Regions from separate parts of the Mus musculus genome. Here all the other regions are linked to region 3. A link is a contact called in ENCODE POLR2A ChIA-PET data. All regions are on one chromosome and are shown on one strand. The core of a region is the stretch at or near the end of the contact, and the rest is flanking DNA. Distances in the headings are between cores, read along the strand shown.

Region 1 (2,888 bases), core at 91-2,590, 330 kb before region 3:
TAAGCCAACCCTAGCCCAGGCCATTCTTGAGCGACCCTCAACCTGGGAAGGACTCCAGATCTACTTACTTGGAAAGTAAGAGACATCCTTCTGTCACTCTGGAAGCAGCCTCAGGAAACAGCATAAGCTCTGCATCACTAATGCCAGGGAAGGGTCTGGTTCTCCCAGCTGACAGCTCTGATGGGAGGCCCACAGAGGGAACTCCCAACTCCCTCTCAACAACATCTGCCCTGGAGACACCTGGAGGCAGGCAACTAGTGACTCACCTTTCTGTGGTCAAAACAGCTGGGAGACGGCCATTTATTGGGTTTTGAAGTAGAAAGAAGGCAGAGGAGGTCAGGGCCTTGTAAGAGACCCAATTTTCAGAGACCTCCTGGGAAAATGTCCAGGATCATGAAGACTGAAGCATCCCATCAAATTGTGGTTGGTGCTGAACCCAAGATAGGGTCCTCAGTAGATGTATGTAAGCATGTAGCTTATACTTCAGCTAAGGAATCTACCACTTAGTGAGTGTGATTCTAATTGGCTGAGATCTCCAGTAAACTACGTCTCTCTGAGTCTCAGTTTCCTCTTCCGTGAAGTGGGGCTTAAGACCCTCAATATTTGTAGGCTGAAAATGACATCAACTCAGGCTCTGCACACATGTCAGGGATTAGAAGGATGTTATTATGTTAGGGGGCGGAGCCTGAAGACAGAGGGGATCCGCTACCATCTGGTAGTGTCTCCAGGACCTGGAGTCTGAAGCTCCATCTACTTACCGCCCTCTCAACTTAAATCGAGCTTTGCTGTCCTACCCTCTCTCAGGTCACAAGGAAAAAACAAATGAGAGGCCTGACCCCAGTCCCTAGATTAGCCCAGGAAACCGCCGAGTCCCTTCGGATCCCGCTTGTCTTTCAGCGTCTCTTCAACCCTCGGCCGGCTGGGCACGACATAGCGCCCACCGGGTCACCAGAGGACAAGCACCCATGCAAGCCTGGAAGGCGGGGCTGGCCTTGGTGACGTCTCAATGTCATATGCAAATAAAGCAACGTCATGGCCTACCGGCTTGGAGCAACCAATAGGGAGCCAAGAACGCAGCTCCGGCTGCCGCCGGCGGAGACAGACAAAGAACGGGAGAGGGGGGCGCAGGGCGTGTCCTGGGGGTGCCCGGAGCCCCCAGCCCGGAGGTCGGGACTCACCTGGGGCCGCTGCAGCAACCGCTGCGCTGAGGTAGTTGTGCGGCCGGGCGTCCCCGGGTCGCCGGTGCTCACAACTGGAGCCGCATACCGGGGACGGGCCGAGAGACGGCGGGGCTCCCGAACGGACGCCCGGAGCTGCTGCGGCCGCTGCGCCCGGGCTCAGGGCACAAATCCGAACGCTTCAACAGCTGATTGTGACGTCACAAAGGGGCCCGCCCGCTCGCGTCAGCGGCCGTCGGGACGGCAGCCAATCACAGGCGCCGAATGCTCTTTCCCCGCCCCTCCGCGGTTTGCCAGCGGGTGGCTGTAGCCCGGGAGCTGCTCTCGGAGCCTCTGTCTGAGTGGAGGTGACGGCCCGAATTCCCTGCCCCCAGTTACCCACAGACCTCACACTGAAAGCGACCCCCCAATTCTTCCTCAAGAATCCCACCTCGCTGCTTTTTCCGCACACATCCCTGCTCCCTCACTTGCCCCAGAGCTCCGCACATCCCTTCTCCTGCATCTTAGGTGCAGGACACCCACCCCACCCACCCCCGCCGCGCTCCATCTGTAAGTCCCTTTTACCCTCCTTGTCCTTTTACCCCACTTCTCTACACTGCCCTACTTGCCTGCTCTCCCTCCTCTATGTTTTTTGTTTTCCCCGCTCCTTTTTACGGTGGGCTTGAGCGGACCTTGCCCCTTCCGCGGTTACAAAGGAGCACCTGCGAGTGTTAGAGAATTGATGGGGCTGACAGGAAATCTGGCCAGCGTAGGACTTGGAAAGAAATTGCTCTAAGCTGAATAAACATTGACCTGGAGACAGCTCGGCTTAGAACGTTTACATACCTTATTTAGTCCACGTTGCTACCGGAACAGGTCAGGGGGGAAAGAGTGACAGACAGGGCAGGGATTGTTAGTCCTGATTTACATGTGGAGAAACTGAGATTACATGTACCTGCCTTTCATCTCACCACTTGGTAGATAGAAATGGGTTCAAGAGTTTGAAAGGCAGCTTGAGCTACAGGAGACTCCGAGGGAGGGGAGGGAAAGAAGAAGGGGCACCTACGGTTGCTTCTTCCAGACTGCCAGCTGACACTGAACACTTACCATATGCCAAGCACTGTGCTGCCTTTTAATCTTTACAATAAACCCAAAAGGTAGGTAGCATCCTCCTTTTACAGTTAAAGAAACAGACCAGGAGAATCTAAGCAACTTTCCGAGGTAATTAAGGAATAGTCCTTGGCAGAGCCAGGAGTTTAACTCACAGGTACTAGCCTTGACTCTGATCACACCCTACACCAGAGGGACTGAACTCCAGGGTTCTAAAGGGAAACCTGGCTTCCAGTCCTGTGTCTCAACCTGTGTGATTTCAAGTTAAATCCTTACTATTCTGGGCCTTAGTTTATCTGTCACGCTGCCATGGATATTCACATTTAGAACTGACAGGGTTTTCCAGACCCGTCATCCTCCAAGACTCTGCCAGGTTTGTGCTCCAGGCCCCAGCTCTTGCAATGGCCTGTGAAATACTTAGGGGATTTCCATGGCTAGAGCGTCTGGGTCTCTGGAACAGAGTTGGGAGATGAGGTTCGGAGGGTTGCCCATCTGGCCAGCAGGAGCTAGTTCAGAGCTTCATGCTCTGGTGGTTTCAAGAACCCTGCCCCAGCCTGGTCAGAAAGCCATTAGGAAGGACTGAACCCTGCCCGGCAGAGGAGACAGCCAGAAAATAATACC
Region 2 (2,800 bases), core at 263-2,762, 260 kb after region 3:
TTTCCCTCAGAGTTCTGATAGCAACAAAAGGAGATTTTATCTATGGCAGATCAGTCCCTGTCTCTCAGTCAATGTCTCAGAGAGGAGCCTACCTTTCTTACCTATACGGTGTTAAGACTAACGGTAAATCAAAATGCCCTCTGCACAAAGAGATTTCCTATCAGGAAATAAGTAACGGTTACTAACAGCTTTGTACTTCTACGGCGGTTTCATGTCTCTGAACCTTGATTTCTGCTCCTGTGAGCAGGGACAGCTCTGGAAGACCGGTGTGGACATGAGGCGATACATTCACGAAGTTCCTGGGTCAGTCTCGTTAAACGTTACCTGTTGGCATTTAACGCTTCTGCCCTGTACTAACTCCCTCCCTGAATTCACTAACACCCGGAGAGGCTGCGTTCCTCCTTGACCCCATTTCACCCAGGTGAAAACTGAGGCTCGGGCTGGAGCAAAGTGGGGGACGCGGCCCCCCAGTTCGAGGGCTGGCCGTTCCCTTCCGCGCTCCACAAGACACCGAGCAAAGGCTAGGCAAGGGTAGCGAGAAAGGCGCTCAGACAGACCCGTGAGGGAAAAGAAAGGACCAGTTTTGCGCGCCTAAGGGAACCTCAAAGAGCTGGACCGACTGGAAAGCCGGAAGAAACCCGGGGCCCCAATCCAGGCCAGAGCCAGGCCCCAGCCCGCCCGAGGCCTCCCCGGCGCAACCTCCGCTCCCTCCCCTCCTCCCCTCGCCGGTCGGGGCGGGGCGCAGCACAAAAGACTCCAACTTCCGAGCGGGCACCGGCCCACCCCCAACTCCCGGCCCGCGCCCGGCCGACCGACCGGAGGCGAGCTGCGAATACCAGGCGTCCAGGGGCGGGCGCGCGTGGCCCCGGGGCAGGCGACCCGGGGCGGCGGGCCCGGGAGGGAGCACAGAGGGAGGGGGCCGAGAGTTACTCCGGCTCCCAGGACTCCCGGGACCGCGGAGAGAAAGAGTTTCTAAAAATAGGCACCGGCCCGCCCGAGGAGGTGAGGAACGAAAAAGGCACACGGAACAGCCCGCCCGCACTCCTCAGGAGCGGCCCGCGGCCCCCACTCACCCGCGCCGAGGTCTGGAGGAAGCCGCGCGGCACCGAAGGGCGACGGCGCGTCTGCTCTCGGAGGGCGGGAGGGAAGAGGCGGCCCTGGCCGCCGCGTGAGGAGCCCGAGCACACGCGCGAGAGTCGCGACCGCTTCCGCCCCCTCGGCTTCCCTCGGCTCCGCACCCCGCGCCGCTCGCGCGCCCCGCCGCACTGACAGAGGCGCGAGCCCCGCAGCCGCGAGTCCTTCGCTCGGCCGCCACCAATGGGGCGAGCGCGGGGAGGGGGAGTGCTGGACAGGCGTCTGCACTCGGCCTGCCCGCCGCCCCGGCTCCTACCCGGTTCTCCTCTCGGTCCTCCGAATAGGATCCTGCCACCCGAGCACTCAGTCCCCAGCGCCGCCCTGCACGGGCCGGGCTCTCCAAACGCGTGGGCTCCCTGCACACCCCTCGCGCCGGGCTTTGGAAAGGTCCAGAGCTTCGGCGCGCAGAGGAGGAGGGCGGGGCCGGGGCGGGGTCTAGCGTGGGGTGGGGGGACGGAGGAGGCAGGCGGGGCTGAGGGAAAGGAGTTTGTGGCTTCCACCAGCCGGGTGCTGAAGGCGGGGCGGAGGGGGTCCCGAGGGCTGACGGGCGGGAGGACACGAGGGAGGAGCAGCAGGCTGAGGGCGGAGCCGGGGTGGGGGGGAAGAGCGTGCCCAGGGGAGGAGTCTGAGGGGCGGAGCTTGGGCCTACGGAAGCGGAGGCGGTGCTAAGAGGTTGCCGCCGGTCTGCAGGAGGTGGGCCTTGGTAACACCGCGGGCAGGACAGTCGGAGGTAGACCCTGGGCGGGAGCCGGAAGGAGGAAGATCCTAAGGGAGGAGCGCGGCGCGGGGGTGGCGCTTGATTGGGCGAGGCCTGGAGATGGAGCCCTCTCTGTTAGCTGGAGGCGGTGCGGCAGGGGCCAGAAGCAATTGGAGCGGTTATTTCACTTTCTAGGAATTAGAATGCTACCATTCGCTGGGAAGGCTTGGGGTTGGGCGGAGACGCTTCGATGTCTGGGGTCTCTCGTCAAAGGTGGAAAAAAAAAAAGCCTGATTAAGTAGTTTTGCCCTTATGGGATGAAATGTTTTCTTACTTAATCTGGGTGTTGGTTCTTCCTCCTAAATATTTATCATGTCAGGATCTCCCATTTGAATCAGTTTTTCAGTCTCCTGTCTCTCCCACTTACATCCCCAATTTGCCTCTCCAGACCATCAGGGGGTCTTCTGAGAGCAAAGAGGACCATTGTCAGCTATAGTCACAAATCTCCCAGAAAGCTGGAGACGTACTTATTTGTATTCCCCATTCCCTTCAGACCTGTGATTTCATTACCTGTTGGGAATTAGGACAGAGTTTGAGGCAGGGTCTCTGTAGCCCGGGCCAGCTTTGTACTTGCTCTGTAGCCGAGAATAATCTTGAACTCCTAATCCTCCCTGCTTCTGCCTTCCAACTGCTGGCATCACAGCGAGGCCAGGCCTCTTGAGTTCGGGAATGGGTGATTCAAACAGGTTCTCAGCCTTGAAGAGCAATCAGTCTTACTCACTAAACCATCTCCCCAGCGCCAAGACCAGGAATTCTTTACTGGTTTTTGTACATTACTGTGTTTCCAGACCTACTATGGTGATCAATAAACACTTCCATCAATCAGTCCAGCCCCTACCAACCTCCTCTGCTTTTTCTGGTTTTATCCAGCTCCTCACTTCCCTCTCTGTGTAACAGTCTTCCTATATT
Region 3 (2,827 bases), core at 143-2,642:
GCTATCTAAAATTTTGTGTCTTTGGGAGTCTAAGCTCAAGATTTTTAGAATTAAAAAAAAAAAGGCTGGGACTACTGCCTGGCGTAAGAAAAACTCTCAGGTCCAAACATCCGTGTGCCCTTGTGACTAAAAGAGGAGTGGGTTTGGGTGGTGACTTTGATTGAGAGCCTCTTAAAAGTTCTGGAATCCTCAACCCAAATCCTTTTGGATTTAGAAAGCCATTGCAAATGCACGGTCCCGCCTCCCCTCGCCCACCCGGCTGAGACTGCTAATGGAATTCTGAACATCTTAAGATTTTTGTGCTCCCGCTTAAGAGAATGGGTGAAAAGACTGGAAGGTGGTTCCCTAATGGCTTCTTTCCCTTAGTTTGGAGGCAGCCTAGACACTGGCAGACTGGAAGGAACTGCCAACATTGTGCCCATCCCTAAGATGCAGCAACAGCAACCACGCGAGCAGCTGTAGGCGCTATGTAGTTTCCCTATGGGCAAGAGTGGCTGGCGCGTGCGCAGACTGCGGGGTATCCGCAAGGACCAGACTCTATAATGGAAAGCGGCCGGAAGCTTTCGGCTTTTAAAAGAAATAGTCACACTTCCTCGGCAGCCTAAAAATATTATTGTATTCTGATTTTAGCTTCCACTAGGTTTCCTAGAAAACCGGTTTTTTGAAAGCGCCCACAAGTCACAACCACTGACCACGCCCACCCACAAGCCCCACCCACAGAGACCCGCCCCTCAGCCTAGAAGCGCGGGACCCTGAAGCCCCGCCCAATCACCCGTTCCCGAAGCTGCGCGCGCAGCGAAGAAGCTGCGTCAGCAGTTGGGGTTGAGTACTCGACAGGTGCAGGCGCTGCCGAAGAAACGGCACTGGCAGGAGGCGCACGGGTCGCAGCAGGCGGGTGCGGGTGGCTTGCAGCTGTCGCGGGTGGCCACGCAGGGCGAAGGTGGCGGGGGCCTTGCCACCTTCTTCATCGAAGCCTTTTTCTGTAGGAGAGACGTTGAGGACTACTGAACGGGCTACGCCATCCTGCGATGCTCATGTACTGTGGAGGTCCAGGACCAGAGACCTCTGCCCCCCTTTTTTTTCATGCACACAGGGCATCCCAGTGGGTCCTTGCCCTCCACCCCAACCTGCACATCGCCTTCATCTTCAAGCTTACCTAGCTCTGACCTGGCCCTTTTCTTAGGCCCCACTTAGCCCCAATTTTAAACAACCTTCCGGTTTGAAGCCTGTCACCATCCGTGTTATCCATTGCCCCTGGGTTAGGCCACTCACTGTCTTCTTTCCCTTAGCCACCCTGTCCTCTAGAGTTAACATCCTCCAGTGGCCAAAGAAGGCCCTTCCTATGACCTCATCGTCCGCTTAAGGGCTCCCAGTGATTTCTCTAGGGAGAAACAAACTTCCTTTTGGCCCTGGAGGACTCCTGTGTTTGGCATCTGTCCTTTGGGCTAGCTACCCCATAGCCTAGAGACATTCTAGCACTGGTAGTCAGGTCCTGTGTGCTGAGGAACCGAGTTTTCTATTTAAGTGTAACGTAAACATATATTTTCCTGTTAAACATAAATACTAGGTCCACATTTAGCGTTGGAATTGATGTGTGCAGTGACAGCTATTTACCAGATTTTAAAGACTGCACAAAAGTAACTTTAAAAAAATTTTTAGATGTTGAAATAGTAATACTTTATACCGAGTTTTAAATATTGTTAGTCTTTTAAGGCAGCTATTAGAAAATACAAAATTATACATTTATGGCTTATACTGTGTTTCTACTGGACATTGCTCTAGATTACTAATTTTTTTTGTTTAATGCTACTTCTCTAGGCTTTCCCCATGCTTTAATTCCTTTACAGTATGTATCATATAAGACTTTAGATTTCTTTATTGATTTACTTGAAGGCTGGTTTCCCCACTCAGACGTAAGCTCCACACAGCTATAATCTCTTGTTTACTGCTGTATTGCCAGCACCTAGCATGTATATGTATTTTGTTCAGTGCTCCCTGCTTTGGTTATAGTTGATCCAATTAATTGAGCCACACTACACAGGAATAGTATGTGCATTTCAACAATGCCTCAATCTGCTATTTATCAGAGTGTAGGAACCTGTATTATCGTAGTATGATTTTAGGTATAGGTACAAAAACATGAAATGGTCCTCAGTCAGCGAGAAAGCATTCTTTTTTCTGTCTGTTTCGGTTTGGAAGGCTCTGTTTGGTCCTAGCATGTCCTTAATTGCTTTTTTCAAGGCATTCTAACTGCCTTTTAACAAAGTGTGTTTTAGTAGCCTGTTTCAACTTGTGGGTCAAGAACCCCTACGGGGTCCTAATAACCCTTTCACAGGGGTTGCCTAAGACCACCGGAAAACACAGATATTTGCATTATAATTCATAACAGTAACAAAATCACAGTTATGAAGTAGTAATTAAAATAATTTTAAGGTTGGAGTCACCACAACATAAGGAACTGTATTAAAGGGTTAAGGAGCCTCTAGCACATATTAACATCCAGCTGACTTTAACATGGTATTTATTATTAATTATTAATTATTTGCCATAGTGGGAATTGAACCCAGGGCTTTGTGTGTTACAGGCAAGCTTTAGTACCCCACTATATCCCCTCATTTAACAATATTCATTTTGTGAGAGCATCTCAATTTGCTTAGGTGGTCGTTGAATTTGCTGCAAAGCTCCAGCAGCCCTTGAACTAGGGATCCCCCTGCCTCAACCTCCTAAGCCCCTGGGATTGCAAGCCAGTGCTGCCATGCTCAGCTAACAGTATTTTATTTTTGTTGAGTCTCTTAATCTAGCTACAGCAAATGATGTTGTTTTCTAT

The links. ChIA-PET counts read pairs that join two places held with the same protein, here RNA polymerase II (POLR2A).
Region 1: POLR2A ChIA-PET joins it to region 3 with 13 read pairs in Patski. The contact joins the promoter of Trp53inp2 here to the enhancer-like site in region 3. POLR2A ChIA-PET finds 5 or more read pairs at or near these places in 3 of 5 experiments (Patski and embryonic stem cell).
Region 2: POLR2A ChIA-PET joins it to region 3 with 11 read pairs in embryonic stem cell. The contact joins the promoter of Raly here to the enhancer-like site in region 3. POLR2A ChIA-PET finds 5 or more read pairs at or near these places in 2 of 5 experiments (Patski and embryonic stem cell).

Annotation. Positions count from the first base shown.
Region 1 is chr2:155,380,308-155,383,195 of GRCm38, reverse strand. It overlaps Trp53inp2 (transformation related protein 53 inducible nuclear protein 2), which reads right to left and starts at 1,340. Exons shown (of 4, transcript NM_178111.3): 1 at 1,179-1,340.
Region 2 is chr2:154,789,822-154,792,621 of GRCm38, reverse strand. It overlaps Raly (hnRNP-associated with lethal yellow), which reads right to left and starts at 1,512. Exons shown (of 8, transcript NM_001139511.1): 1 at 1,074-1,512.
Region 3 is chr2:155,048,781-155,051,607 of GRCm38, reverse strand. It overlaps a (nonagouti), which reads right to left. Exons shown (of 4, transcript NM_015770.3): 4 at 596-980. The coding sequence ends at 810. Among named protein-coding and RNA genes, the nearest start is that of Gm39965, 4.5 kb to the right of the region's middle. Within about 2 kb of position 1,392, at least 1 of the 3 ENCODE cell types and tissues checked has a DNase peak (open chromatin) inside an H3K27ac peak, as active enhancers do.